Regions from separate parts of the Homo sapiens genome. Here regions 1, 2, 4, 5, 6 and 7 are each linked to region 3. Evidence: chromatin loops called from intact Hi-C (ENCODE). Cell type or tissue: heart right ventricle. All regions are shown on one strand. Region 1 has its middle 36 kb from the start of MYL12-AS1. Region 2 has its middle 19 kb from the start of MYL12-AS1. Region 3 overlaps DLGAP1 (DLG associated protein 1). Region 4 overlaps DLGAP1 (DLG associated protein 1). Region 5 overlaps DLGAP1 (DLG associated protein 1). Region 6 has its middle 8.3 kb from the start of TGIF1. Region 7 overlaps DLGAP1 (DLG associated protein 1).

Evidence for each region. Peaks named below come from ENCODE experiments on the same cell type or tissue, not always from the same donor. Only the 100,000 strongest peaks of a DNase experiment are listed, where the experiment ranks them.
Region 1: it touches region 3 in a loop (5-fold over the local background); 43 of 110 quality-filtered maps call a loop at or near these places.
Region 2: it touches region 3 in a loop (11-fold over the local background); 45 of 110 quality-filtered maps call a loop at or near these places.
Region 4: it touches region 3 in a loop (2.8-fold over the local background); 36 of 110 quality-filtered maps call a loop at or near these places.
Region 5: it touches region 3 in a loop (14-fold over the local background); 94 of 110 quality-filtered maps call a loop at or near these places.
Region 6: it touches region 3 in a loop (5-fold over the local background); 8 of 110 quality-filtered maps call a loop at or near these places.
Region 7: it touches region 3 in a loop (4-fold over the local background); 13 of 110 quality-filtered maps call a loop at or near these places.

The regions. Positions count from the first base shown.
Region 1 is chr18:3,295,990-3,299,989 of GRCh38, forward strand. No RefSeq gene overlaps it. Among named protein-coding and RNA genes, the nearest start is that of MYL12-AS1, 36 kb to the left of the region's middle. RefSeq lists an enhancer at 1,217-1,296. In heart right ventricle, a CTCF peak has its summit at 1,598 (motif pointing left); DNase peaks (open chromatin) are centred at 1,226 and 1,572; H3K4me3 peaks cover 1,133 bases.
Region 2 is chr18:3,279,189-3,283,188 of GRCh38, forward strand. No RefSeq gene overlaps it. Among named protein-coding and RNA genes, the nearest start is that of MYL12-AS1, 19 kb to the left of the region's middle. In heart right ventricle, a CTCF peak has its summit at 2,430 (motif pointing right); no DNase peak of the experiment used is centred here; H3K4me3 peaks cover 716 bases; H3K27ac peaks cover 1,250 bases.
Region 3 is chr18:3,994,118-3,998,117 of GRCh38, forward strand. The region is part of intron 3 of DLGAP1 (DLG associated protein 1); the gene reads right to left. It overlaps DLGAP1-AS4 (DLGAP1 antisense RNA 4), which reads left to right. Exons shown (of 5, transcript NR_102696.1): 3 at 1,100-1,232; 4 at 1,491-1,599. Among named protein-coding and RNA genes, the nearest start is that of DLGAP1-AS4, 34 kb to the left of the region's middle. In heart right ventricle, CTCF peaks have their summits at 1,576 (motif pointing left) and 1,788; a DNase peak (open chromatin) is centred at 1,544; H3K27ac peaks cover 1,077 bases.
Region 4 is chr18:3,867,602-3,871,601 of GRCh38, forward strand. All of the region lies in intron 4 of DLGAP1 (DLG associated protein 1), which reads right to left. Among named protein-coding and RNA genes, the nearest start is that of DLGAP1-AS3, 8.6 kb to the right of the region's middle. In heart right ventricle, a CTCF peak has its summit at 2,482 (motif pointing left); no DNase peak of the experiment used is centred here; H3K27ac peaks cover 738 bases.
Region 5 is chr18:3,769,948-3,773,947 of GRCh38, forward strand. The region is part of intron 5 of DLGAP1 (DLG associated protein 1); the gene reads right to left. Among named protein-coding and RNA genes, the nearest start is that of DLGAP1-AS3, 110 kb to the right of the region's middle. RefSeq lists a silencer at 1,460-1,679. In heart right ventricle, CTCF peaks have their summits at 1,547 (motif pointing right), 1,747, 2,822 and 3,661; a DNase peak (open chromatin) is centred at 1,564; H3K4me3 peaks cover 1,218 bases; H3K27ac peaks cover 1,319 bases.
Region 6 is chr18:3,439,872-3,443,871 of GRCh38, forward strand. It overlaps a transcript of TGIF1 not described here. Among named protein-coding and RNA genes, the nearest start is that of TGIF1, 8.3 kb to the right of the region's middle. In heart right ventricle, a CTCF peak has its summit at 1,637 (motif pointing right); a DNase peak (open chromatin) is centred at 1,633.
Region 7 is chr18:3,856,480-3,860,479 of GRCh38, forward strand. The region is part of intron 4 of DLGAP1 (DLG associated protein 1); the gene reads right to left. Among named protein-coding and RNA genes, the nearest start is that of DLGAP1-AS3, 20 kb to the right of the region's middle. In heart right ventricle, a CTCF peak has its summit at 2,312; no DNase peak of the experiment used is centred here.

The DNA of each region.
Region 1 (4,000 bases), 700 kb before region 3:
CTGCATCACTAGATTACTTTGAAGTAAATCACTGACAAATCATTTTGTCAGCAAATCACTGATATTTGTTCATACATATTAAAGCAGATATCTCTAAAACAAAAGACCGCTTCCCCTCCCACTTTTTTTTTTTTTTTTTTTTTTGAGACAGAGTCTCACCCTGTCACCCAGGCTGGAGTGCAATGGCGCTATCTCTGCTCACTGCAACCTCCACCTCCCAGGTTCAAGCGATTCTCCTGCCTCAGCCTCCTGAGTAGCTGGGATCACAGGCGGGCGTCACCACGCCCGGCTAATTTTTTATATCTTTAGTAGAGATGGGGTTTCACCATGTTGGCCAGGCTGGCCTCGAACTCCTGACCTCATAATCTGCCTGCCTTGGCCTCCCAAATGCTGGGATTACAGGCGTGAGCCACCGCGCCCGGCCTCCCCACCTTTTTTTTAAGAGACAAGTTCTCACTCTGTTGCTCCCAAGATGGCAGATTGGAGGCAGTGTTAGCATGCCTCTTCCACTTGGAAAGACAAGATAGTGTGTAGAGACTCACACACTGTGAACTTTTCTCCTAGAAGCAACACAGGAACTTAACAGGAGAACTGAAAGAAGCCACTGACCCTTTGAAAGAAGCACTGGGCTGCAGCCTACACCATAAGCCAGTGGAAAACTAAGTTCCCCAGAGTGAAAGAGGAATAAATTGCCTCTGGAACATACACTCCCACTTGGGAATCTGGCAATAGAGGCCCATGAGGGAAGAACTTAACCCTATCCAGCAATGGAGCTGATTTTAGTGAGCAGTGGGGAATGTATGAGAAAAAGCATCATTGGGACGGGCTTTGCATGCACTCCCAGGCTCCAGTGAGGATGGAGGGAAGACATTCCCGACCCTACCTCACAGAGGACTGTGCAGAAATCTGCCAGCTAACTCAGACAGCAGTCACAGGTTGGCAGAAGTTCCCAACTGGGTTCACAATATAATGCCGAATGGGGACAAACCCCCTTGGGCAGAACCAAGGAGTGACTGGGAAATGTGCTGCAGCCACGGGTGCAGGAGCTGGGCGCCCCTGCTTCACGGGCAGACTGGGAGGGGCGTGGCTTGAAAGCATTGGTTGTTCTCTCCTTCAGGAAGGCTTATGGCATGGGGCAGTCTTGAGTTCTGAATGCGGACTGCCTGGATTCTAACGAGCTGCTGCAAGCGGAACCCTGCGGGTGAGGGACCGGCCTTGCCAAGTGCATGGGCGCTGGTGGGGCTTACTGCCGCCTGCTACTCCCCAACCCCTGTAGAGAGACTTCTGTGCAGCAGAGGCAGCTGCACCCCTCCCTGCAACATTACCCCTGCGGCCAGAAAAATGCTCTCTGACCCCCACAGGGGCCACTGCTTACCCCGCATGTGGGGAGCCACAGCGTGAACCTGCCTGATCCAGCCGCCACCTGGCTTTGCTCCTTCACTTGCTCTGGTAGCTTAACACAAAGGACAGAAATTTTTTGGCGCTCTATGGCCCCACCCATTACCTGAGTCACCAGAGTACCTCCCCTGGGTAACATGAGGCAAGCACAAATCCCACTGCTACTACGGCAGCTGGTGCTCTTTGGCAAGCGCCACCTTCTGGCTGGAGGCCAATTGACAGTCCATTACAGCATCTCCAAGTAGTGTAACACTGCACCAAGGAAGGAGAAAACTTGTGCATGACCTCAGCTGTCACCATTGCCTGCATCGTTCTGGCTAACCAGGGGGTCCTGAGTCTGTCCACATGACCAATTCATTACTACTACTACTGGCATTTGAGAAATCTTTACCAGACAAAGAATTCAAAAGGTTGATCATTAAGCTACTCAAGGAGATATAAGAGAAAGGTGAAAAACAACATATAGAAATTTAAAAATCAATTCAGGATATAGATGAAATATTTTCTAAAGAGATAGATTTTTTTAAAAAATCAACCAGAACTTTTTGAAATGAAGGACACATTTAGGGATTTAGGGAATTACAAAATGAGCTGGAAAGTTTTAACAATATTCTAGACCAAATAGAAGAAAGAATTTCAGAGCTCTAAGACAAGGCTTTCAAATTAACCCAATCAGACAAAAATAAAGAAAAAAGAATTAATAGAAATGAATAAAGCGTCCAAGAAATATGGTATTATGTAAAATGGACAAGTATAAGAACTATTGGTGTCCCTGAAGGAGAAGAAAAAGCAAAAAAAAAAAAAAAAAAAAAAAGTGAAAAACTTCTTTGAGGGAATAATTGAGAAAAACTTCCCTGTCCTTGCTGGAGATTTAGACATCCAAATACAAGAAGCTCAAAGAAGTCCTGGGAGATTCATTGCAAAAAGGATATCACCAAGGAACATAGTCATCAGACTATCTATAGTCAGTGTGAAGGAAAGAATTCTAAGAGCAGTGAGTCAAAAGCATCAGGTAAGCTATAAAGGGAAACCTATCAGACAAATAGTAGACTTTTCAGTATAAAATTTACAAACCAGAAGGAATTCGAATCCTATCTTTAGCCTTCTTTTTTTTTTGAGATGGAGTCTTGCCCTGTTGCCCAGGCTGGAGTGCAGTGGTGCAATCTCAGCTCACTGCAACCTCCACCTCCCAGGTTCAAGCAATTCTCCTGCCTCAGCCTCCTGAATAGCTGGGAATACAGGTACATGCCACCAAGCCCAGCTAATTTTTGTATTTTTAGTAGAGACGAGGTTTCACCATGTTGGTCAGGCTGGTCTCGAACTCCTGACCTTGTGATTCACCTGCCTCAGCCTCCCAAAGTGTCTTTAGCCTTCTTAAATGGAATAACCCTCAGCCAAGAATTTTGTATTCAGTAAAATTAAGTCTTATAAATACAGACAAAATAAAGTCTTGTTCAGATAAGCAAATGGTGAGGGAATTTGTCACTATCAGACCAGCCCTACAAGAAATGCTCAAAGGATTTCTAAAGCTTGAAACAAAAGGTTGATATAAACCAGAACAGAACCTCTTGACACATAAACCTCATAGGGTCTATAAAACAATAACACAATGAAGAAAACAAAATATCTAGGTAACAATCAACATGATGGCTGGAACAGTAGCTCACATCTCAATATTAATGTTGAATGTAAATGGTCTAAATGCTCTACTTTAAGGTATAAATGGGCAGAATGGATAAAAAATCACAAACCACATATCTTCAGTCTTCGAGAGACTCACCTAACACATAAGGATTCTTATAGATTCAAGGTAAAGGAGTGGCAAAAAATATTCTGTGCAAAAGAAAACCAAAAGTGAGCAGAAGTATCTATTTTTATGTTAGATAAAACAGACTTTAAAGCAAGAACAATAGAAAAAAGACAAAAAAGTCATTACATAATGATAAAAGGATGAATCCAACAAGAAGATACTATAATCCTAAATACATATGCACCTAACTCTGGAGCTCCCAGATTCATAAAACTATTACTTCTAGATCTAAGATGAGAGATAGACAGTAACATAATAATGGTAGGGGACTTCAACACTTCACTAACAGTCCTAGACAGATCATTGTGGCAGAAGGTCAACAAAGAAATGCTAGTCTTAAACTACACTCCAGAACAAAGGGACCTAACAGGTATTTACGGAACATTCTACCCAAGAACTGCACAATATACATTCTTCTTATCAGCACATGGAACATTCTCCAAGATAAACCATATGACAGGCCACAAAACAAGTCTCAAAAAACTTTAAAAAATCAAAATAATGTCAAGTATCTTCTCAGACTACAGTGGAATAAAACTAGAAATCAACTCCAAAAAGAGCCTTCAAAACTATACAAATACATGGAAATTAAACAATCTGCTGCTGAATGATTTTCGGGTTAACAATGAAATTGAGATAGAAATTTAAAAATTATTCAAAATGAATGATAATAGTGATACAGGGTATCAAAACCTCTGGAATACAGCAAAAGCAGTGCTAAGGGGACAGTTTATAGTACTAAATCCCTATATCAAAAAGTCTGAAAGGTCACAAATTGACAACCTAAGATCA
Region 2 (4,000 bases), 710 kb before region 3:
GTGCTTTACAACTTGGGGCAGTAGGCTGGTCTGTATTCACTTGCTAACAATTTGCCTGGGCTTCCTTTTATCATTAGAATGAGGGAGCAGCTCATATGAACTGTCACATTTATCACCCAATCCTCTTAGTCTCTGAGGTATCAGTTCTACTTTTTATTAATAGACCTGAAGTTTAGACTGAAGCTCCTGCCCAAGATCTAACAAATATAAGAATCTACATCTGGCTCTTTTTTCCACTTAGAAGCTTAAACTCACCACAATGTGTCACAAAACCAGGTGGAGAATTGTGTGTTTCACAGGAAACAGAAAAATACGGTGGGATAATCTTGATGATTATTGAACCATTGTCAACCACCTGTTATGTACCCTACACTGTTGTAAGGGTTGGGGATAACTGGGGGGTGGGACAGACAAGGATGCTGCCCTCGTGGGACTGCATTCTCTGCTGGCAGACAATCCATGTGCAATTTCAGGTTAAGTGCTGTGCAGAGAACTGGGCATGCATGACAGGGTGGTCAGGAAAGGCCTCTGGGTGGTAAGCTGAGATCTGAATGACAGGAAGGAGGTCCGGACCCATGTGAGGATCAGGGCGAGGCTGTCGTGTGGTAGGAGCATCGGGAGAGCACATGGATGATACGGGTCCAGGGAGGGTATTTGGAGCAGAGTCCTAATGTGAAATGCAGGGAAGAAAGGTGATTTATATTTTTAAAATCAGTGTTGGTGCTGTGTCTTGAATGGAGGGGCACGAAGAGAAGCAAGAAGGCCGGTATGGAGGCTGTTGCCGTCGTCCAGGCAAGAGGGGGCAGCATGGACTCAGGTCCAGGGGAGATAGCTATAAAACGCCTCTCCGGGTCCTATCTGTTTCCTCCCCTCCAGCTCAGCCTTGTTTCCATCTCTGGCATAATCGTAACTGTGCTTATTTTATTGATCTGCTTAAAGCCAGATTTGAAAAATTGAGAGAAAAGTTTTGAAGATTAAAAACAAAAAAACTTAGTTGTTTCTCGACTGCCTTACGTTTACCTGACACACTGTTCTGTTTCATCTGTATTATTTGTGAAGAGTGTTGTGGAATCCAGTAGTGGAAGACACCTGGGCCAAGACTTTGTTTCTTTTTGGTGTCCAGTAAATATTATTAATGATGACGATGAAAACTTTGTCTACTTAATATCTCCTTTTGAGAACCACATAGTGACAATCTCCTAAGTTGATGGTTGATTCTGTGGCCACTGCAGTGAGTGTGTGTGTGTGGTCACATAGTGAAAATGCACTGAGTATTCACTATGTACGAAGCACGTTACACAACTGCCCTTTGAGGTAGGTCTTTTTGGGTTTTTTTTGTTTTTTTTTTTTGAGACAGAGTCACTCAGGCTGAAGTACAGTGGCACAGTCTTGGCTCACTGCAACCTCCACTTGCAGGTTCAATCAAGCGATTCTCGTGCCTCGGCCTCCCAAGTAGTTGGAATTACAGGTGTGCACCACCACACCTGGCTAATTTTCGTATTTTTAGTAGAGATGGGGTTTCACTATGTTGGCCAAGCTGGACTCAAACTCCTGGCCTCAAGTGATCCGCCCGCCTCAGCCTCCCAAAGTGCTGGGATTACAGGCATGAGCCACCGCGGCCGGCCTGAGGTAGGTATTGTTATCCCTGTTCTACAAATGAAATGTCAGGGGGCAAGGAAGTAACTTCCCAAAGTTACACAGGGAATAAGCAGTGGGGCAGTCACCTGAGCGCAGGCAGTTGTGCTCCTCCCAAGAAAGTGATTATGGAAACACCGTCGATAGTTTCTTATGGTCATGAGCCAGTTTTACAAGCGTTTGTGAATTGTGCTTGATCCTCAGAACGCTAGGAAGTGGATAAAGTAGGAATTGTCATCCCATTTCACAGATGAGATTACTGAAGTTACCTGACCTGCTCAACTTTGTATAACTAAAGAAGCTAGAGAAATGTCGAGCTTCTAACCTTTTTGACCGAGATGGGTGCTTCTCATTAAACCTATAATTTCCTAATTACATAATTAGTACCTGTAGCCTGATCAGAATGTCTCACAATGTATATATTTAATACTGTCTATCCTACGAGCAGCAATTATACTGATTTGCATCTCAAAATTGATATGTGTTAAAATATAAGAAACAGAAATATAAAATAAATTTATATTTCTTAAATTATAAGAAACACAGTTTTTGAAATAGAAACATAAACTACTGAAAAATCGGGTATAAAAAGATCCCTTAGAAACATCATCTGGGAAATCTGAATGAGGATGTAAAGATTTATCACATACTAAAATTTCAAGAAAAGGTTTCTTGTATAGAAAAATGATGAAGATGATGGATTGCACATATCACACAGTCTCTTAAGTGGATCTTTTTTTTTTAGAATGGTTGTCATAGGCAATTTTAGAGACAATAACTAGAAGTGTCACTAGGTGGCACTATTGTTCTTAATATAGTACTGTCTTAACCCATTCCCTAATGAATTTGAGATAAAGCAGCCAAATCATGAGTATCTAGACAGCATTATTGTCAGTAATGCTGTGACTTTCTCAAAGTTGTTTCTTAAATAATTGATGAAAAGTCTTACAATTAAATTCATACTATTTCATGAGCCCCAAATGTAGGGAATAATCTCTAGGACTCCTTTTTACAAATATCAATGGCAAATTCCCTTCCCCTTCTCCACCCCTTTTGCCTTTTCCTTCCCCTTCCCCTCCCCTCTTTTTTCCTTCCTTCCTTCCTTCCTTCCTTCCTTCCTTCCTTCCTTCCTCCTTCCTTCATTAATTTACAAGTATTTATTGAGTGCTTGGAAAGTGCCAGAATCTCAGCTTGGCTCCAGTGGCTTTTACACCGAAATAATGACCTTTGTTGAACATGAGATCATAGGCTTTGCACTGAAAAGACCAGACTTCCTCCACTTACTGACTTGAACAAGTCGTTCTTGTTACCATCACTTCAATTTTAGAGATGAGAAGGCTAAAGCACAGAGCTAGTGGTTATGTATGAAAATACTCTGTAAAATTATGCTTTATATAGGAATGCTATTATTACCACCTCAGGAATGTTGAGAACTGTATCTATTATAGTTCTAGATAATATACTCTAATAAGGCACCTAAGCTGATGAAAAACAGGTCTAGCACAAATGACTATGAGACAGCTTCTATTTTTTTTTTCTTTGAGATGGAGTCTTGCTCTGTCACCCAGGCTGGAGTGCAATGGCGTGATCTCGGCTCACTGCAACCTCCACCTCCCAGGTTCAAGAGATTCTCCCGCCTCAGCCTCCCAAGTAGCTGGGACTACAGGCGCCTGCCACCACGCCCAGCTAATTTTTGTATTTTTAGTAGAGACAGGGTTTTGCCATGTTGGCCAGGCTGGTCTCAAAAGGTACGAAAAGTATTTTGTGAGATGCGTATGAATGGGGGTGTTTAAATATAAAACACTGTTCTAACACGTCTCACAGGAGACCAGCCTAATCTTTTACCAGCCGCACTTAACTGCAGTTGATTGTATTGCCAGGACACAGGCTTCCTTTCAGACAGTCATTCTTAATGAACTTGATGATGATTCATATTTCCTCGTGGACACTGGTAACTAGCACAGCGAAAACCAATCTGAGGACCTTCGTCTACTCGCATTTTTTAATAATCCGAGTGTAAATTGAGGTTGGCTCATTTGGGAGGTTGTGCTTACTGTACTTTTTCTCAAGTAATCTTTTATTCAATCTATTTATTCAGTTCTTACTTACTGAAGTGTACATTACATCTGAGAGCCGAGGGTGATAGCGAAACTAGGACCCTACTCTCTGGGAGTGTTTTAATGCCCAGCACTTTGGAAGCACGTAACGAATGTGAGTTCTTATCTGTTACCAGGGTGCCAAACAGCTGTTCAGGAGCTGCGACGGGTGTCTAACTGCTCACTGAAGAGGTCAAAGAGAGCTTTGAGAAATGCTTGCCCTGACAGTGATGTTTGTTCTCTCAGTGCTACCGCTGATCGCCTTCATA
Region 3 (4,000 bases):
CTTCCCCAGTGCTTGGCTTTTCCCTGCCTGGCACCGGGTGATCCAGGCAAGGCCCTGGCTGGGGTGCCGAGGGTGGGGGAGACAGCTCTGGGTCCTTCTGTGCCACTTCCTCCCTGTGCTGGTGTTTCAGCAGCAATCTGCCCCTCTGCGATGGCAGCCTGTCCACAGCTCTAGTGCCCATAGGCTTGGGGACCCCGTTCCTTCCCTTCATCTGACTCTTCAGGCCTAGAGTGGCGAGGGCTTCCCACTGTGCTTGTCTCTGGGTACCTCGGCCTCTCTGGCTGTATTTTCTTAACCCTGCTCCCTGCTCTATAAACAGACCCTTCTCTAAATTCACCTCAACTCTCTTAATGGGATTCTCTTTCATGGGATTCTGACTGACAGAGTGCGGCTAAAAATATCTCAAACCTGATAGAAGCTGAGAGGAGCTGAAATTTCGAGTTGCAGAAACCTGGATGCTTGCCACTATATAGAGGACAGCAAACCATTTATTATTTATACAATTTCAGGCAAATAGGCTCTAGAAATTCCAGGTACAAAAGATCTGAAGAGATGACTAAACACTAACTAGGATTAGTTACATTAATCACGGACTTTTAAAATGACCAGAACCACCTGCTGCTAAATTATAAAGTCCAAAAAGACTTCAAGAATTGTTCAAAACTAAATAATGTCAACTCTCTAGAATGATTTATTCAAATTTAAGTAGGCCAGACTCACAATTTGGAGCACAGCTCTTTAATACATATAGATTCTAATTTTCTAAAAGAGAAATAGATTTGTTACTTGACTATTAGAAAATTCATTGCATATTTAAAAAGCGAGAGAACTTAGCTGTCTGCCTGTTCTGAGTCTGAGGTGTAAATGTTTACCTCATCATACATTAAGTATCTATAGATTATGCTCAATACTTTTTGCAAAATGTAGCATAAAGTCACTACTCATGCCCTTAAAATAGGCAACAACAATGTAATTTTAGAAAATGTTAATAAGTTTTCCTAGCTTTTGATTTTTTTTTTTTTTAGCTTTGGCCTTATCCTTTTTTTAGGTAGTGGCTGGCATTATGGATTAATTACTTAATACACTTTTGTTGCCTTAGAATTCACTGAGCTGAAATGGAGTGAGAGCTAAGATGCTCTCAGAATATTCTTAAAATGACTGTGCTGCAAAGAAGCCCGGGTGAATAGAAGAAAATAGAAGGAATGGTGGATACAAGTGAAGGTTAAAATGAGGTAGGAACTAAATATTATACTGGCACTTGGGGTTAGTATTTATGAATTGTTACTCTCTGGCAATGCTCTACTCTTTTGTATCTTCTTCGGGACAGAAAATTCCGTAAGAAAGACCTTTCCAGGAAGAGCTTGTCCCTAAACTTATGGGCTCAGGGTTTGAACAAAGCGTCTCTTCCAAGACCTTGTGAATAATATGCATGTGGGCCACGTAACTTCACAAAGTAAAGTTAAACGAATGCATTCTTTTCTTGCTATTAGACCCCATTTATCGCACCAGCTGTTGGTGATTTCAGCGCACCTTTCCAAGCCTCTTGAGAGTTCTGCTCTAACCACACTGCCCCCTAGTGTTCTCTCGCTTTGGTGCAACGTGAGTAAAAAAAAAAAAACCACCAAGATTTACTTTCAATATATACACTGTATTCATCAGTGTTTTGCTATAGAGAATGTAAGATATCTTTCTGTAAATTATTTAGATATTTAATCTTATTTATTTATTTATCCCAATAAGATATTAAAGCATGCTAAGCTGGAATGATTTTTTTTCATAAATGGGTAAAAGCAAAAGTAAAAGTTTAGATACTATTAAATAATTCCTGATCTAATAAACGGAGACAAATTACCTAATATTTTTGAGCACCTATTATGTTAGACATGTAAGAAATACTGTATTACAAGTGAAGTCTAAGTAAGCCTAATTCAATACTTAACTTTTAAAGTTAGAAACATTTTAAATATATTTATTAATTTGATCTCGAATTTGGGGAAAACAGTAAAGATGGAAGAGAGAAAAGGGAGAATTTTTAAATTTTACATATCTAAGTGGCTTTGTATTATGTTTTAATTGAAAAATATTTTAAACAAGTCAATTCTGATAAGATGTAGAAATTCTACTTGCAGCTTTAGGACAAAGTGAATTAAAAACAAAGGCTTTCTACTTGAAATGTGGCCAGTGTGACTGAGAAATGGAGTTTCTAAATTTTCATTTCATTTTAATTAATTTCACTGATTTAAATTTTAAAACTGATTGATACTCAATTCAGTCACTGAAAACTTTTACGTATGCTTGTAACAACTTAGGTATCTGAATCTATTTTTTTCAAATGTAAATTTTAAGATATCTATTTAGATTAAATATTCCTAATAAAAATATAGCATTTTAATTGCATAGGCTATAAGTGAAAAATGTACAGCACATTTCAAATGTTTAGTACAAAGCCAAAAGAATGTAATATTTCTCATTAATAATTGTTATATTTAGTACATGTTGAAATTTATATTTAGATATGTCAAACAAAATATATTATTAAAATTAATTATATTGGTAAAAAAGGCTAATAGTATAGAAATCATAACTATGTATTCCTCTATCTGAATAAACTGAGAGAATCAAGTTTTCAGATTATTAAAGATTGAAAAATTGAAAATATATCTGTTTTCCATGGTGCAGTTCACATACCACTGGTGATAAATTACTTTAGCCAATGCAAATGTATAGGCTTTTTATTGTTATGCATTATTTGAGCAATAGTGAAAATGAAACTGAGATATCAAATCTATGATTTTGCAGATATTGATGTTTAGGACTACACTACACATTAATTACAGTGCTCATGTTTATAAATTTTTAGTAACTTTGACTCCACCATTAAATTGGATTAGAAATATAAGTTGCAGAGTTTTCTTTTTTTTTTTTTTCATATTTTAAAATAAGCTTTATTTAGATTTTTTTTTAATATTTTATATTTGCATCCATGCCTTCGAGAAACCTTTCCCACGGGAAAGGTTATTTTCGTCTAATGTTACCCATAACTCATTCGCTATTTGACGTAGTTCTCTTAAATAAATCATCCTTTAGTAACTCTTAGAATTATCTCCTAATTTACAAAAACTGAAATGAAAAGGAACTACTAAATCATTAGCAGGAGTGGTTGCAATCTTATTTTCTTGTAAGTAAAGGGAAAATGATAAAAATCAACCAGAAAAGAAATTCATGGGCAAGAAAAGTATTTTCTAAAATCTGTCTCCGTAGAGAAAGATGCCAGCTTGGGTCGCTCCCCCTCACCCCTAGGCTCGGTTAAACAGTTTGGTCAAAGGAGGACAGAAAAGTCCTTATGAGGGCCTCAAGTTGCAGAGTTTTCTAAAGCCTGAGTTTTACTGTTTCTATCCTTCTGGTGTCACTTAACATGTTCCTCTGTCCAGTGTATTTCCTGTAAGGTGTCATTTAACATGTTCCTCTGTCCAGTGTATTTCCTGTAAGTTGTAGTTAGAATTAAGAACAGCACCATACAATAGAAATATGAGCCACAAATATAATTTAAAATTTTAAAATACACATTTAAAAAAAGAAAACATTAAAATTAAAATTAATTTTAATAATATAATTTTATTTAACCCAATATGTCACAAATATTATGTATGTAGTCATACATACATATTAAATTTTAAAATTTAAGTCAATATTAAAGTCAATATTAAAAATTATTGAGATAGTTTACATCTTTTTTTCATATTAAGTTTTTGCTATCTGGTGTGTATTTTACGTGTACAGAACATCTCAATTTGGCCTATCCACATTTCAAATGCTCAGTAGCCACATGGGATTAGTACTGAATACAGTAGACCCAGGTACATCATCAGACTGAGGTTCAATTTTTGGCCAAAATACCCCACAGGTGGTGGTGTGTACCTCCATACAGAAGCATATGTCTGGTGGCTTTTTTGTGATGTTGGCAGTCATTGATTACCATTGTCTACACCCAATAATTCAT
Region 4 (4,000 bases), 130 kb before region 3:
CCCCACTCTGGGGGCTCTGTGATGTGGACCATGGGTGGGGCCTCGTAGGCAAAAGAGAAGGGCTGTTGGGAGGAGAAATGGGGATGGGGAAAATCATTTCAAATTTCCCATGATGGAAAGGCTACAGGAATTGGTTATCTAGATTTACAAATAGAATCTAATAAATAAAACTTGTTTTTTTTTATTTTTTGTTTTTATAGCAGTGTGAAAGTCAAAGTACATGTTTTTAAAGAAGCATGAAAGTTCAGATGAGACACACTTGATGGCTTGTTCAGTTCATGAGATCTTCTGGCATGAAATAAAATGTTTCTTTTTCCATGCAGTGATTGCGTAACTCAAATATGGCAAAGCTACCTACACGATAATTTTCGGCCTGTGGATTTGATTTTTCATAAGCCTCACCACACACCCCTCACAGAAAGCTCTTGTTTCTAGTGGATTCGTTTCACCTCCTTTGTGAAAGCCTTAGAGAGAAGGCAGTAAGCAGGGAAAATCAGCTATTTATAGGCGTTTTTGACTAAAAGTGTCTGCTCAGCGTGCCATGGAATACTTCCAAGAGGTGGGAGAACAGGAAACGATCTAAAATCGACTAGAAGGCTGGAGGAGTGTTATGGGGGAATGATTTTGCAGGGGAGTCATTTTCAGAAAGCTCAGGTTTCATTTGCAAACAAATGAACTGACACCCCTTGAGTTACAGATAAGCCTTTGAAACTTTTGCTAGTTAAGGAGAGAAGACAAAGACATAAAATTTCTAAGGATTACAGGTAGGGTTCCTTTAAAGGACTTTAAAAGGAAAAGTCCTGTAGAAAGGCCTCTCTCCCTACTTATTTACTGCCTAAGGGGATGCTAGCCAGATGGACGTCCACAGAGGAGCTTAGACTGGCAGGTGGCATTCAGAGTGTAAACTGCAGGTCCTGGGATGGCCTACAGAGTCTTATAGTGTCCATAGGATGATCTCTATCATCACTAATTTCCACTTTTATAACCAAAAATGGCAAGCCTATTTGGTCAAGTTTTCATAATTAAGAGATATAATTTCATTAAATGTATTAAACCCTTCCTGTGAATTCTGAATGGTTTTGTTTTCATTGTTTTGATGACATTGGAGAAGCAGGCGAGGTAGAATTTAGACTGCCCAAAGTCACAGGGCTCACAGAAGAAGTTTGAACTTCCGATGGTTCTGTGGAGAAGAGGTCATGAGAGAGATCTGGCTTCAGTGTTTACTTGCTCTTTTCAATTTCTACAACATTAGAAGAATGATATACCTGGCTTAGCGACTTTGGGCACGAGCAAAGAAGAGTGATGGCCAAGGACATTTGGTCATCTTCTATCAATGGTGGAAAAGCACCACGGAGGAAACACTCCACAGAGAACCTGGTTCTCCTAAGCCAATTAAAGAGGTGATGATGGTGGATAGAGTTCCCTTGTAGACACCTCCTATGACTGTTATTACTAATTAAGCTTGTCCTGTTGACTTACCAGAGCTGTCTGGAATAAGGCAGCAGGAGCTTGACAGACTTAACGTATGAAAACAAAAGCAAGTGTGTATTGCGTTTTTTTTTTTTTTCCCTGTATGAATACACTAAAGCTTGAAGAAGCCAGAATTATATTCCATCAGCCAATATCAAGCCATGGGAAAACCTGATCCACTGAGGCTGAGCTATCAAAAGATTAATCCAGGCTGGTGCAGTGGCTCACAACTGTAATCTCAGCACTTCGGGAGGCCGAGGTGGGAAGATCCCTTGAGGCCAAAAGTTTAACACCATCCTAGGCAACATAGCGAAACCCCGTCTCTACATAAAAAATTAGTCTGGCACGGTGACCTGAGTCTGTAGTCCCAGCTACGCTGAAGGGTGAGGTGGGAGGGTCGCTTGAGCCCAGGAGGTCAAGGCTACAGTAAGCCATGATCACACCACTGGACTCCAGCCTGGGTGACAAAGGGAAACACTGTCTTTCAAAAAAGAAAAGAAAAAAAGATTGACTGTGATACTCTCGACTTCAGACGAAAGCTTTCTGCGTTTAGTCGGCACACAAGACAGTGAAATTTTACACCCACACTGTGATTAAGACCTACTGTCATCCCATATTGGAAAGGGCTTTTCTTTACCACAGAATCAGACATGCTAATCCCAATGCCAGCTTAATAAAAACTAGATGAAGTGAAATACAAAGGAAAAAGTGGTATGGTACATGAAACATGGGAAAGAGCTAAAGCTTGTTAATGTTTGAGGATCTACAAACTTGGAATATTTTCACACTGTATTTTTCATTTATTTCTCAAATTTGAAGTTAAATTTGTTTCTAAGACCTGAAGCAAACACAGTCATATCATCATGCCCATTTTACAGATGTAGAAATAGAAGTGCTAAGTAGAGCCCAAAGTCATGTAGCAAGCCAGCATCAATAAAGCTTGCAGTCAGAGCGCCTGAATCCCATATTTTCATCTATTAGGCTCTACTGCCCCCTTCAGTAAATACAATGAGAAATTAAGCCTTACAGTTCCCTAGAACTGGGTTACTTAAAATGCAGTTCTGGGATTGATCACTGTCAGAATCATCCCATATCTATGAAATCGGAATCTCTTGGGTGGATGCCAGAGATCCTCATTTTATAGACACTCTCAAGGTGATTCTTGTGCACATAAAATTAAGGAAGCTTTACCTCTAAATATTCAATGATAGAGCAAGTGGCCATACATATATATGATTCTCTACAGGCATACATGTGATATTATTGTGCCCATATGTACCCGTATTGATTCCACTTTACAATATTTCATGTAGCATTTCCAATTTTAGAGATAAATCCTTTCCAATCACTTACTTTTACATGTAGGGGGCAATAACTAAGAGATTAGCTTGTAGCTTTTAGCGTATGTATCCTGCACACTATTCCTCTCAGATTTGCTGCAGTTGCTCCCATTTAATATATTTGGTCCCATGGTCCCATTGTTCCAATACGTAATTCCTACCTGTCACACCATACATATTTTATACATAAATACATCTATCTATCTATCTATCTATCTATCTATCTATCTATCTATCTATCAAATAAAGTTTGGCCTTTGCAAATATGGTAACAGCTATGTTAATTTTTATCCTGGAGAAGTAAGATGAGGGATGCTGATTTCAAAGGAGTGGAAGATGCTGGAAGGATGCATGCTGTCTTCAAAATCTAACCAGGGCTCTGAGCAAATTCCCTAAAGATCACATATCCTAATGTGTTCTGCTCTATGCATCCTCCTTTGCTACGTGGTTTACCATGATCCAGGGAAAACTCATCCATTAAAGGAGGAACACACCAATTTCTTTTCTTTGGAAGTTAAAATAAATAATTGCAGGCATTATTTAGTTAATCTTTGCCTCTTCTGAGACTGTTGAGTCACAAACTTGCTTCAACTCTAACTTTCAGATAATGTCGCTTCTCCCTTTGCTTCCCTGTGCCTTGGCCCCATTGCCTTAAAAGGATGTTATGAGAATGGATAATAGAATATGTACAACATAATGGGAAGAGAACAGCACTGGTAGCCAGGCAGTGAGCCTGCGAGTGCCAGGTTCCACTGGCAAGATGACTGATTTCATCGAGGTATTTCCTTAGGATTTTTCTCTTTTCAAAAAACTAAATTGGACTAAATAATTTCAAAGCCTTCTTTTACAAGGAGATTATTAGATGAAAAATAGATAGGAAGATACAATGTCCGCATTGCAGGGAGATTAGTGTGAATGGGAAGCTACACCAGATGACCTTCTGATCAGGAGGTTCTACTATTCTAAAATTGTCATTTTAAGGGGAAAAAAACCCAACTCTGCCTGGTCCTTTAATTATGTATCTTATGATTTTAGAGTCTCGGAGAATTAAATCAGGGAGGAGTTAGACAATCTTGCAAGCGTATATTAAATTGTGGTTAAAAAAATTAAGGAGAGCAAAAGTCATTTATTTTACAATTGTTGGATTCTCCCTTATTAAGGGGACTAAAACCTCTTTATTCTTACACCAG
Region 5 (4,000 bases), 220 kb before region 3:
AATAAAATTTTAATTAAAAAAATCCCACCTTCAGACAATGAATGAGTCAGGATGCAGGAAAAACTAATAGTGTGGTTCACCATCTAGTTCAAAGCTGGACATTGGAACTGAGTTTGTACCTAAGAATAAGTAGAACCAAGTTAGTCTCCAAATTTTTAAACGTCTGCCATGATGAACCAGGGTCTGTGTGTGTGGCAGTGAGAAGAGCACACTTGAAGAATGTACTCATGGGTGGACTTGGGACCTGGTTGGAGACAGGCACTACTATGCATAAGGCCTGCATCTTCCATTTTCCCTGTCTGATAGGTCAGTGCTGTCACTGTGGGAGAGAGAAGGCAGGCAGGAGAAGGGAGGTGGTGGAATTTTCCTCTTATTCTTCTCTGAGTCTCTAGAAATTTGGGTACTTCTTAATGACCAGACACATGTCCTGAATATTGCTCCTGCCTTACCCCCACATCACTGGCTACTGCAAACTCCTAATAGTCACCTTGATGCCATAATTAAGGCAAAAAAGACTGGAGGTGGCCATAGGAAAAGGCATTTAAAATACATTTTGATGTGCCATGAAACACAGATGAATGCCCATTCATTGGCTATGTTTTACATGGGCTTTAGCTGTAGAAATGCAACAGCTCTGAAATTTATACTTAGAGAAAATAACTACTCATTCATCTGAACAAAAACATAAAAGTTTTCCAGGAAATGTGAAGAATCATTAACTTCACAGATTCTGAACAGAAAGTATAATTGCATACGCTATAAGGCAGAAGTATATTTGAAAGCATTTGTGAGTGAAATGGAAACATGCCCCATCAATCCATTATCACCAGAATCACATAGTATTTAAATGGCCACAGATACTCTGACTAAATCAATTAGGTACAAAGACAGAAATAATGAGTACTGTTGGTGGTCAAAAGCTTTTCCAGATAGGTGTTTAGGTGTTGGAAAGATGACTTCTACCCACTTTTATTACCTTTATGCCATGGTAAATTATAGTAATTTCTTATGCCTTGGGTGAAAGAATGGAAAGATAATATTCACCGTATTGAGGATGGTTTAACTTTTCTATAGAGAAGCACCGAACAATCACTACCACATGAAAAGGGATAAAAGCTTTCTGGTCAAAATGTACTCTATTATGCTAGCAATATAAGCTATTCGACATATTCTGTTGTGGAAATTCCCAAGCTCCCAAGATTCCGATAAGGAACGTGCTGCACGAGCTCAGGGCAGCAAGGAGATTAGACAATAAATAAACAAAGCTCCCCTTTCACAAGCTGCGGTCCCATGGCTGAGAATCCGCTCTTGTTCTTCTCTCTTCTAACCCCTGGGTCTTGTTCTTCCCTTCCTCTTCTCTGGGTCTTTATTAATTGGGCTTTGTGTCTATTCTAATGAAAAAGGCACCGATGCTCCGTCCCACTCCTTCCTGCGCCCCCGTGGAAGGACGGTGGGGGGACGACGGCGTAGGTCCAGGGGAGCTGAGAGTGCGTCTGTGTTTCCCCGGAGACGCGCTCGGCCCGGGGGCGGGTGGCGGCGTCAGTCCCGGGGAGGACCGGCAGGGGGCGGTCGAGGCTGAGGACTGCGCAGGACCGCCCGGGCGGGACGTGCCGTGTGTACTGCGGGACTTGCATAATACCACTCTCCAAGTCAGGGTGCCTTCCAGGAAATCCTGAGCGAGTTGCTCATTCAAGTTTTTCCATGTTTGACGTTGGTGACTTAATCAAAGAATCAAAGGATGTCAGGGGCCTGGATTGCTGTTATCTTCTTTCAAAGGCTCTCCTTCAACGGATAAAAAATTAAGGCTCAGAGCAGCTCTGGGTCTAACTAGCTAGTTAGTGGCAGAGCTGACGCTGTAACTGAGGTCTACTAACTGCCTGCCCTAGCTCTGAAAAAAAAAAAAAAATCCATGTGGCCACTGCCAGCTTCTATTTACAAGATAAATTTCTAACGCTGAAAGAACATTCTCTCCTCTCCCGGTCCCTTCTGAGTTCGCATTTCTGTGGCTTAAGCTGCAAGTGGTGAAGCTTATTTCGGGAACAGAAGCGCAAATTTAAAATACAATAGAATTATGAATAGATTGCAATATTTGACTATTTTATAACAACCATAGACTCTGATGGTAAAAACAGTTAAAACCTAAGCCTTTCTTTCTTTTCTTTTCTTTCCTTTCTTTCTTTTCTTTTCTTTCTCTCCTTCCTTCCTTCCCTTTCTTTCTCTCCTTCCTTTCTCTCCTTCCTTCCTTTCTCTTCTTCTCTCCTTTTCTTTCTCTCTTTCTTTTCTTTCTCTCCTTCCTTCTTTCCTTCCTTTCTTTCTCTCTTTCCTTCCTTTCTCTCCTTTTCTCCTTTTCTTTCTTTCTCTCCTTCCTTCCTTCCTTTCTCTCCTTCTCTCTCTCTCTCTCTTTCTTTCTTTCTTTCTTTCTTTCTTTCTTTCTTTCTTTCTTTCTTTCTTTCTTTCTTTCTCTTTCTTTCTTTCCTTCCTTCCTCCCTCCCTCCCTCCCCCCCACCCCCCTCTTTCTTTCTTTCTTTCTTTCTTCTGTCCCGGAGATCTTAATGAGCTCCTTGTGTATTCTTTCTTTCTTTTCTTTCTGGTCTAGTGTAGCTGCCTGTCGTCTTTTAATATATTTAGGAATAAGGAGGCTTTGTGAATTTTACATTCATGTGATCATTTTGGGAATTTTATTAATAATATTATTATATCCTCAATTTCTGAGCCCCACCCCAGAACAATTAATTTAGGCTCTAAGGGTGTTTTTAAAAACAGGCTATTCAAAATGTGGTTCTTGGACCAGTGGCATTGGCACCCCCTGGGAGCTTGTTAGGCATGCAGAATCACAGGCCCCACTTCAGACCCGCTAAATTAGCATCTGCATTGTAACAGGACTTCCAGGTGATTCTTAACTGCACTAAAGTTTGAAAAGACCAACTCTAAGCCCCCGATAACTCCAGTGAACATTTGGCAGAGGGCCTCACCTCTTCAGCATGGTATTGAACGGAGCCCCTGGTCCTTACCTTAGTGTTCCTGTCCATAATTAACTTGGCAGAGCCCATTTAAAAGAAGAGAACATTTTTACTTGTGCTTTAAGATCAGGCTGAAAGAATACTGGAATGAAGGAGTTCTTAATGAGCTCCTTGTGTATTCTTAGATGGGACTTAAAAATTTTTTTTTATTTTTTTAATGTGAAAGGGCACTATTGATACACAAGGAACTCGTGGGAACTGAAAAAAGGAAACCAGTTTCTAGGTGGGCTCTGTTGCCTGTATTTGACTCACTCACCGATAACACACTCATAAACTGACACACACATAAACTCTGTTGGGCTCTCAGGATATAAGAACATTTGGTAATAAACTAATATTAGCAGATAATTTATCTTTTTTGTTTTGTTTTATTATACTACCAAGCATAACACAGTGTTTTGTATATACCAGGTGACTAACTATTGTTGGCAGCAAGAACAGTAGATAAATATTTATGGAAGGAACGCTGTGCAAACAGTACCCTCTAGGAACAAAATGTTTTCCTAATTAGTTAGAATAGTTAATAGTTTATTGTTATTCATGCAAGAATTGAGCAATTGGGATTGATGATTTCAGTTATCTGGTTTGCTTTTGGATAAGATGACTTTTGATCCCCTAGTGCTGAAAACAAGAACTGGCAGAGCAAGTTCTGGTGTACCTAACAATAGTGTTCATAAATAACTTCCTGCCACACTGATAAAAACATCTAGCTAAATTCATTTTTAACTGATAGTAAGTGCTATTTGTTTTTAACTGATTTTCCATGCCACATATTTGTAAATCTATTTCACTGTGTTCTGGGAGCACGAAAGACTGGTGCTACATTAATTCAAGCATATATTAGAGGGAAATGGATATAAACTTTCTGCTAATATTTCCAGGTAGCCTGACAGTCAGATGTTAGAAGTATTCAATTGCCAAGTTAAAAAGTAACAGGAAGAATCAAAAAATATTTTTCTGTGATTGGGAATCCAAGCTGG
Region 6 (4,000 bases), 550 kb before region 3:
TCAGCCAGGCGTTGTCGTGGGCGCCTTTGGTCCCAGCTATTAGGGAGGCTGAGGTGAGAGAATCACCTGAGCCCAGGAGGTGGAGGTTGCAGTGAGCCAAGATCGAACCACTGCACTCCAGCTTGGGCAACAGAGGAAGACCCTGTCTCAAAGAAAAAAAAAAAAAAGTACTGATTTAGACATTTATTTCACCCTTGAAAAGGAGCTCTACTAGTCTACTCTGTAACCCCGCACTTTGGGAGGCTGAGGAGAGCAGATCCCTTGAGGTCAGAAGTTTGAGACCAGGCTGGCCAACATGGCAAAACCCGGTCTCTACTAAAAATACAAAAATTAGCCAAACATGGTGGTTCATGCCTGTATTCCTCATTACTTGGGAGGCTGAGGCAGGAGAATCGCTTGAACCTGGGAGGCAGAGGTTGCAAGTGAGCCGATATCGTGCCACTGCACTCCAACCTGGGTGACAGAGCAAGACTCTTTCTCCAAAAAAAAAAAAAAAATTACCTGCATTAGGATTAACATTTCCAGTTTTGCAGATTTGGTCATCCAAATCCAAAGCCATTTGGGTTGGTAAATGGTTTGACAGTATTTGTTCTTATTTCTTGTAAAAGGCAATGAATAGTTGGCTCCCAGAGTGTCATTAGGGGTTATTCACATTTGCTGATGATTAACCACTAATGGCTCTTGGACTCCAGACACTGACTTCAACTTACCACTTTCCGCCCCGATTAGAAAGGCCTTCCCCAGTCTAAACACAACTGTGTCCCATTTCAGATGCCTGCTCAGGTTTTTATACAAGATTTGTGAAAAATCTCCTTTAACACAAATGAGAACGAAACGTAAATGTCCGATAATTGGGCATTGGTACATAAATTATATCCATAGTTACAATGGACTATTATTTAGTTGTTAAAAACGGATGTAGGCTCCCTGAGTCAGTCTAAGATTGGGCTGGTGTCTTCCTCTCCACACTTACATCACTCCAAAGGTAGTAACTGTTAATCTTTCTACACTTATCCTTCCAGAAAAATACAGGCATACAAAAATTTTATGCAAAAGGGATAATATTGTAGAGTTCTATACCTGGCTTTTAAATAAAACAACTTAACATCTATTAATAATCTTTCCATGTCAGTTCAGTCTGATTTACTTTATTGTTGTAATGACAGAAAAACAAAGTTTTCATGTCCCCCCCTCCATGTTTTTTGGTTATCTGGATTCCTTTTTAGGTAAAATACAAATCTACAGGCTGTCCAACTTTTTAAACACAGAGTTTTTCTTTTCTACGGTTTGTATAAGCCCTTCATGAATTAAGTCAATTGGGCTTATGCCTGAATGTGCTACAACTATTTTTCCAAGTTTCTTAGCTTTTGAAAATTTTATACAATTTTTCCTTAAACATAAATTCTTTCTAAGAAACAAAGTACTTATAAACATTTATATCTCATCATTTCTTGATTTTGTGCTCTGGTTAGAAAGGCCTTCCCCACTCCAAGATCATACATTTACTCATGCTTTCTTCTAGAAGTGTGTGTTTCACCCTTGGCACTACTGACATTTTGAACAGGAGAATTCTTGGTGTGGGGGCTGTGGTGTGCGTGGTAGAATGTTGGGCAGCATCCCTGGTCTCTATCCACTAGATGCCAGTAGCAACACCTCCTCTCCAGCTGCAGTCACCAAACATGTCTCCCGACATTGTCAAATGTTCCCTGGAAGGAAAAATTGCCACATACACACCCTGCTTTGAGAACCACTATTCTAGAATATACATAGGTGCATTTTAAATTACTTTTACATTTCATTCAGATGAATTGTACTTATGTTAAGGGAGTGAAATGGAGATTTAGCTTTATTTTTTTAACCGAAGGTAGTCAATTATCCCAATTCAATTTATCTCTGATATGAAAAGCCACCTTTGCCAAAATCTAAATCCCCATTATATTCTAATCTGCCTCCTTATTGTTTCTTCTTTATTATTTCTCCAGCATAAAACTTTTACATTTAAATTATAGACTTCAAAATATGCTTTAATATTTGGAAGGCTTCCCCAGTGTTCCCCTATACCAGCTCTTCTCTTTCAGAATTTCCCCAGCTGCTGTGAGGTTTTAATTTCAATGAACTGTGGCATTGTTTCATCAATTAAAAAGAAAAAGAAAGCCCTGTTGGTATTTTAATGAAAATCACTTTGAATTTAAAGACTGATTTGGGGAGAATAAACATCTTTATATAACTTTCACTATTGGATCTTGCTAGAAAGAATAAGTTGTCTTTTATTTTACTTGTCTTCCTTTATGTCTCTCAGTAGGGTTTTAAAGTTTTCTTTATAAAACTTGCAGAAATTTCTGTCAATTTTATTCCTAGATATTTCATCATTTTATTGCTATTATAAATGGCTACTCTAGAGCTTTGGGAAGAAGTAACTGTGATAAATGGAAATGTGGATGAATTAGCCCTTTAATGGAAAGAAAAGGAATAAGTTAAAAACTGGTACAGTATTCTGAAGGTCTTTTATAATATAAATATAGTACTTAGTCCAATGATTTTTTTTTAAACAAATGGGGACACATTGCCTTCTTGCATTTATAATATTAGTTCACTGCTTTTTGCTCTTTGTCAGATGAGCTTTTAAGCTAATACAAAAATAGGCTGTCCCTTACTTATCATTTTAAAAAGAAAAGAAAAAAGAATATACAAAAAAAATCAATACAATAGAAAAGTTGGCAAAAGTTATGAACAGGATTGTGCAGTAGCTCAACTTGTAATCCAAGCACTTTGGGAGACTGAGATGGGAGGATCCCTTGAAACCAAGGAGTTCAAGACCAGCCTGGGCAACATAGTGAGACCGCATCTCTACTTTTATTAAATAAATAAAAAATCTTTAAAAAATAATGTTATGAATAAGCAAGAAGAAGAAATAAAAATGACTAATACATACACAAAAATGGGCTCACCCTCTCAAAGAAATGTGAACAATAAAAACATTTGGTTCCATTTACTTACCTGGGAGATAGACAAATAGGAAATTGATTGATAATATTCAGCGTTAGTGAGGGCACAAAGAAAGAGATCTCACATAACTTTGGTGAGATTTTAAATAGGTAAGATCATTTGGAGGCAATTTGGCAATATCTATCAAAATTCTGAATGAAACACGTTTTGATGCAGCTATTCCACCTCCCAGAAACTCCTACAGATATGCTCACAGAAGCCCCAAAAGATCTGCATACAAACTAACATTCTGTTGGGCCCAGCCGGTTCATTATCAGTATGCCCCAGTACACAATCAGAAGGGGCTCTTCTAATTGGCTGATGCGCGTATTCTATCAGTTGTTAAATATTTCAAATGTAATTGCACTATCTTTTTGTGCTGAGTTACACATTGGAAACAATTAAATGCTCATTACTAAGAAAATAAATGAAAAAGCAAATTGCAGAATATTAGTATTGTTTAGATTATTGGCTCATGGGTTATACTGGCAGGATAAATTAATTAACTCCCACAGACTACAACTTCTTCATCTGTAAGGTGGGGATAATAATACTTTTTTTTTTTTTCCAGATAGGGTTTCGCTCTTGTCTCCCAGACTGGACAACAGTGGTGCAATATAGCTCACTGCAGCCTTGAACTTCCAGGCTCTGCAGGCTCTAACTCTGTGCACTACAGGTGTATACCACGAAGCCCAGCCAATATAATATGAAAATAATAATAATGAGAACTTTTTTTTTGAGATGTAATTTCGTTCTGTTACCCAGGCTGGAGTGCAATGGCGCAATCTCGGCTCACTCCACCTCCCAGGTTCAAGTGAATTCTCGTGCCTCACGAATTCACTTGAAATTCACTTGAATTCACCATGGGGTTTCACCATGTTGGCCAGGCTGGTCTCGAACTCCTGACCTCAGATGATCTGCCCGCCTTGGCCTCCCAAAGTGCTGGGATTACAGACATGAGCCACTGTACCTGGCCATGAGTACTTCTTAGGGTTGTTTTAAGTAGTAAATAAAA
Region 7 (4,000 bases), 140 kb before region 3:
AACAGAAATAGCTAATAGGTGGGAAATTACCTTAGTCACTTGAAACAGAAGAAACCTATTACTAATGGGTATTAAATTATTTATAATATAAAGAAATACAGGCCAGACGCGGTGGCTCATGCCTGTAATCCCAGCACTTTGGGAGGCCGAAGCGGGCAGATCACGAGGTCAGGAGATCGAGACCATCCTGGCTAACACAGTGAAACCCCGTCTCTACTAAAAATACAAAAAATTAGCCGGGTGTGGTGGCAGGCAGCTGTAGTCCCAGCTACTCGGGAGGCTGAGGCAGGATAATGGCGTGAACCTGGGAGGCAGATCTTGCAGTGAGCCGAGATTCCGCCACCGCACTCCAGCCTGGGCGACAGAGCAAGACTCCGTCCCCCTCCAAAAAAAAAAAGAAACACAGCTGATTATTTAGTGTCATGCTACATCCATAGAGGACTTCAGTATATAGTATGAAGAAAGTGCTTGCTCTATGTATTAAATTATTTATAATATAAAGAAATACAGCTGATTATTTAGTATAATGCTACATCCATAGAGGACTTCAGTATGTAGTATGAAGAAGATGCTTGCTCTGTAAGTGTGCACTCTAGGCTAGATATTGACCCAGACATTTGTGATGTCTCCATCTGAAAATAACAAAAAGAGCCGAAAACCTCTGTAGATTATTATTTAAAATTAGAATATTTAAATTATTTTAAGATGCTAAGAATTACTTGCATTACTTTCTTCAAATTGAAGGATGTGCATAATATTTGGGAATTCTAACCAGGAAAAGAGTTTTAGCCTTTCATTGAAAATGACATTTATGGTATTATTCAAAATGGTAAAAAGCTGTTTAAAAATTCAAATGACAATGAATAGAAATAGAAATGAATATTCTAGCCATGGTGTATTTACATACTATAATAACAATACATATTTTCATTAAATGATAGAGTATTATTGAAAATAATAAACATTTATCAAAATGACACAAAATGATTTTTACCCTACCAGTTTAAGGAAACTCTTGGCATGTGCAGTAGTTACTTCCCAATTGCCAAGTTCACGATCAAGCTTTCCATTCCTTGTCTGACTGGACCACTCCTTGGTAGTTGACTTTGTTAAACTTTCCCTGTTTCTTGAAATCCTCTTCGTCTCCCTTTACTCCCACACTTTTCTGGCCTATTTTTATGACCTTTCTTAGTGCTTTTCCTATGATTCCTGCTGTGTAGCCCAGGAAGTTGGCTTGTGATGTCTCATCTTCTGACTTTACACATGCCCCAGTGTGACCTCATTCACTCTCAAACTCCTCTCAGCCTCCTATGTGATAACTCCCCAGTGCCTTTCTCCAGTTCTGATGTCTTCCAGAACTGCACAATCATAAATCCAGCTGCCTTCATTCCTCCCTCTTCCTCATCCACCCCACTCAATTCTTGACCAACTTGATACTCTCAAGATACAGTAGAAAGGTGTGTTTACTTCTCTCCATCTTTATTGCTTCAATCCTATTCCAAACACAATCATTTCTTATCTGGTTTACTATAATAACTTCCCAAATAGTATCTGAATAAATGAACATTTGCCTACGGGATATCTTCAACTGAATAGGCTTCAGGCATATAAGATTCAGCAGGCCGAGAACAAAACCAACTTCTCCATCTAAATGTATTCTTTCTCCTACATTAATTATCTCAGTTGGAAGTATTGACAGGCACCCAATTTTTCAAACTATAAATTTTTCATCATTTTTACTTTTCTCTTTCCAGACACCTCAGTAGTTCAATCACTAAGTCCAGGTGATTCTATACTTAAAACATGTTTTTTCCTATTTAAAAAACTTTAACCATCAGTTCCCCTCTCCTCCCAGGTTGGTGAGAGCTCTTTGAGGGCAAGAGTCATGTCCTTTCAACTTTGTATTCCCAGCCTTTAACAGAGCCCTTAATCTGAAATATACTTAGTGCTCACAAGTGTCTGAATTAAAAATTATATCATATACAACAAAAGGGAAACATATATATATATACGTGTATATATACATATATATACACGTATATATATATGCACACACACACACACACATATATATATATAAAACACCTGATTGCAAATGTGCAAGATGTATGCATTTACATGTATAGATACTGGAAGGGGATTTCAAATGACATGAATAATTGGTGTTTTACTATAAAGTTAAGAGACTGATAAAAATTTCAAATAAGAAGCAGCAAATATGTTACTCATAGGCAAAGGGGAATCTAGATCTAATAAACTAAAAAATTGTCTGGCATGAGATTCTTCTGCTCTAAAAAGCTTACTAAATGAGCTTTCACATGATAAACATTAGAGGGCATACCATCTCACAAGAAAGGAACACTCCTTTTAGATGACACTAAGAGTTAACACTTTAAATGTAAGAAGAAAAGTGGTGGATGAAGCTATTGAATGCTTATGTTTCAAGAAGAGTGAACAATAGAACTTTCATGCTTCAGAGCTTTTTCCATACATGAGGTTATAAGTATATTTTAAGTGAGATGTTAGAGCAGGTGACAATTTTTAACAGGGACTAAAAAATTAATTGCAACTCAAAAATTAACAATATTTAAGAGTGAATGACTGTATACTGCAGAGTATGTAAGTAAGTACACCATCTACAAGTGCTCTGATTTCAAATAGTGATTTGAATGGACATGCTGCCTAACTATTTTAGAAGAGTATTCTTTTAAAATAATCTAAAAAACACAGAAATGGATGGTATTTTCATTTCATCACCATATACGTGAAATATCCAGGGACCAGTGCATATATACAATGATCTCATTTAGCTGATAGGCAATAGATATATAATTTCACACATCTTTCACACCAAGTTTAAAAAAATGGTATTAAGTTTAAGAAATAGCTTATGTTTTAGATAGTAGATTCTGTAGTAGGCAGATTACGGACTCCCCAAAGACGCCCATGTCTTAATCCATGGAACCTGTGAATGTTACCTTATATAGCAGAAGGGACTTCACAGATGTGAGTAATTTACTGGTCTTGAGATGGGGAGATTGTCGTGCATTATCAAGTGGGCCCAATATAATCACAAATAAGTAGAAGGAAAGTCAGAGCGAGAGTTGTGGCCACAGACACAGATCAGGGTGATGCAATTGCTGGCTTTGGAGATGAAGGAAGAGGCCAGGAGTCAAGGAATGTAGGTGGCTTCTAGAAGCTTGAAAAGGCAAGAAAAGGGTGTCTTCTCTAGAAACCTCCAGAAGGAACATAGCCCTACTGATGTTTTGATTGTAGCTCATTGAGACCCATTGTGGACTTGTAACCTGCAGAACTGTACGATAATAAATTTGCGTTGTGGGCCAGGCACGGTGGCTCACGCCTGTAATCCCAGCACTTTGGGAGGCCGAGGTGGGCAGATCATGAGGTCAGGAGATCGAGACCATCCTGGCTAACATGGTGAAACCCGTCTCTACTAAAAATGCAAAAAATTAGCCAGGCGTGGTGGTGGGCATCTGTAGTCCCAGCTACTCGGGAGGCTGAGGCAGGAGAATGGCGTGAACCTGGGAGGTGGAGCTTGCAGTGAGCCGAGATTGCGCCACTGCACTCCAGCCTGGGCGACAGAGCGAGACTCTGTCTCAAAAAATAAATAAATAAATAAATTTGCATTGTATTAAGGCACTAAATTGGGGGCATTTTGTTATTGCAGCCATAGGAAGTTAATACAGATGCTGAAGGGTTTCATGTGCTCAAAACCCTGATAAGTGAAACTGTAATCTCTAACAGTAACTTTTGCAATGTCTCTTAAATCTGCTCTCTTGCTTCAGTTCACACTGCTAACACTGTGTTTTTTCAGGCATAATAATAATAGGATTTATTGAGGCATCATATAATGTCCCATTTCCAAGCATTGGTCTGCACCTTCCACATGTATTAACACAATTAATTCTTTTGACAACCCTGTATGATAGGTATTTTTATTATCTCCACATTACAGAGGAGGAGACCATGGCAGATAGAC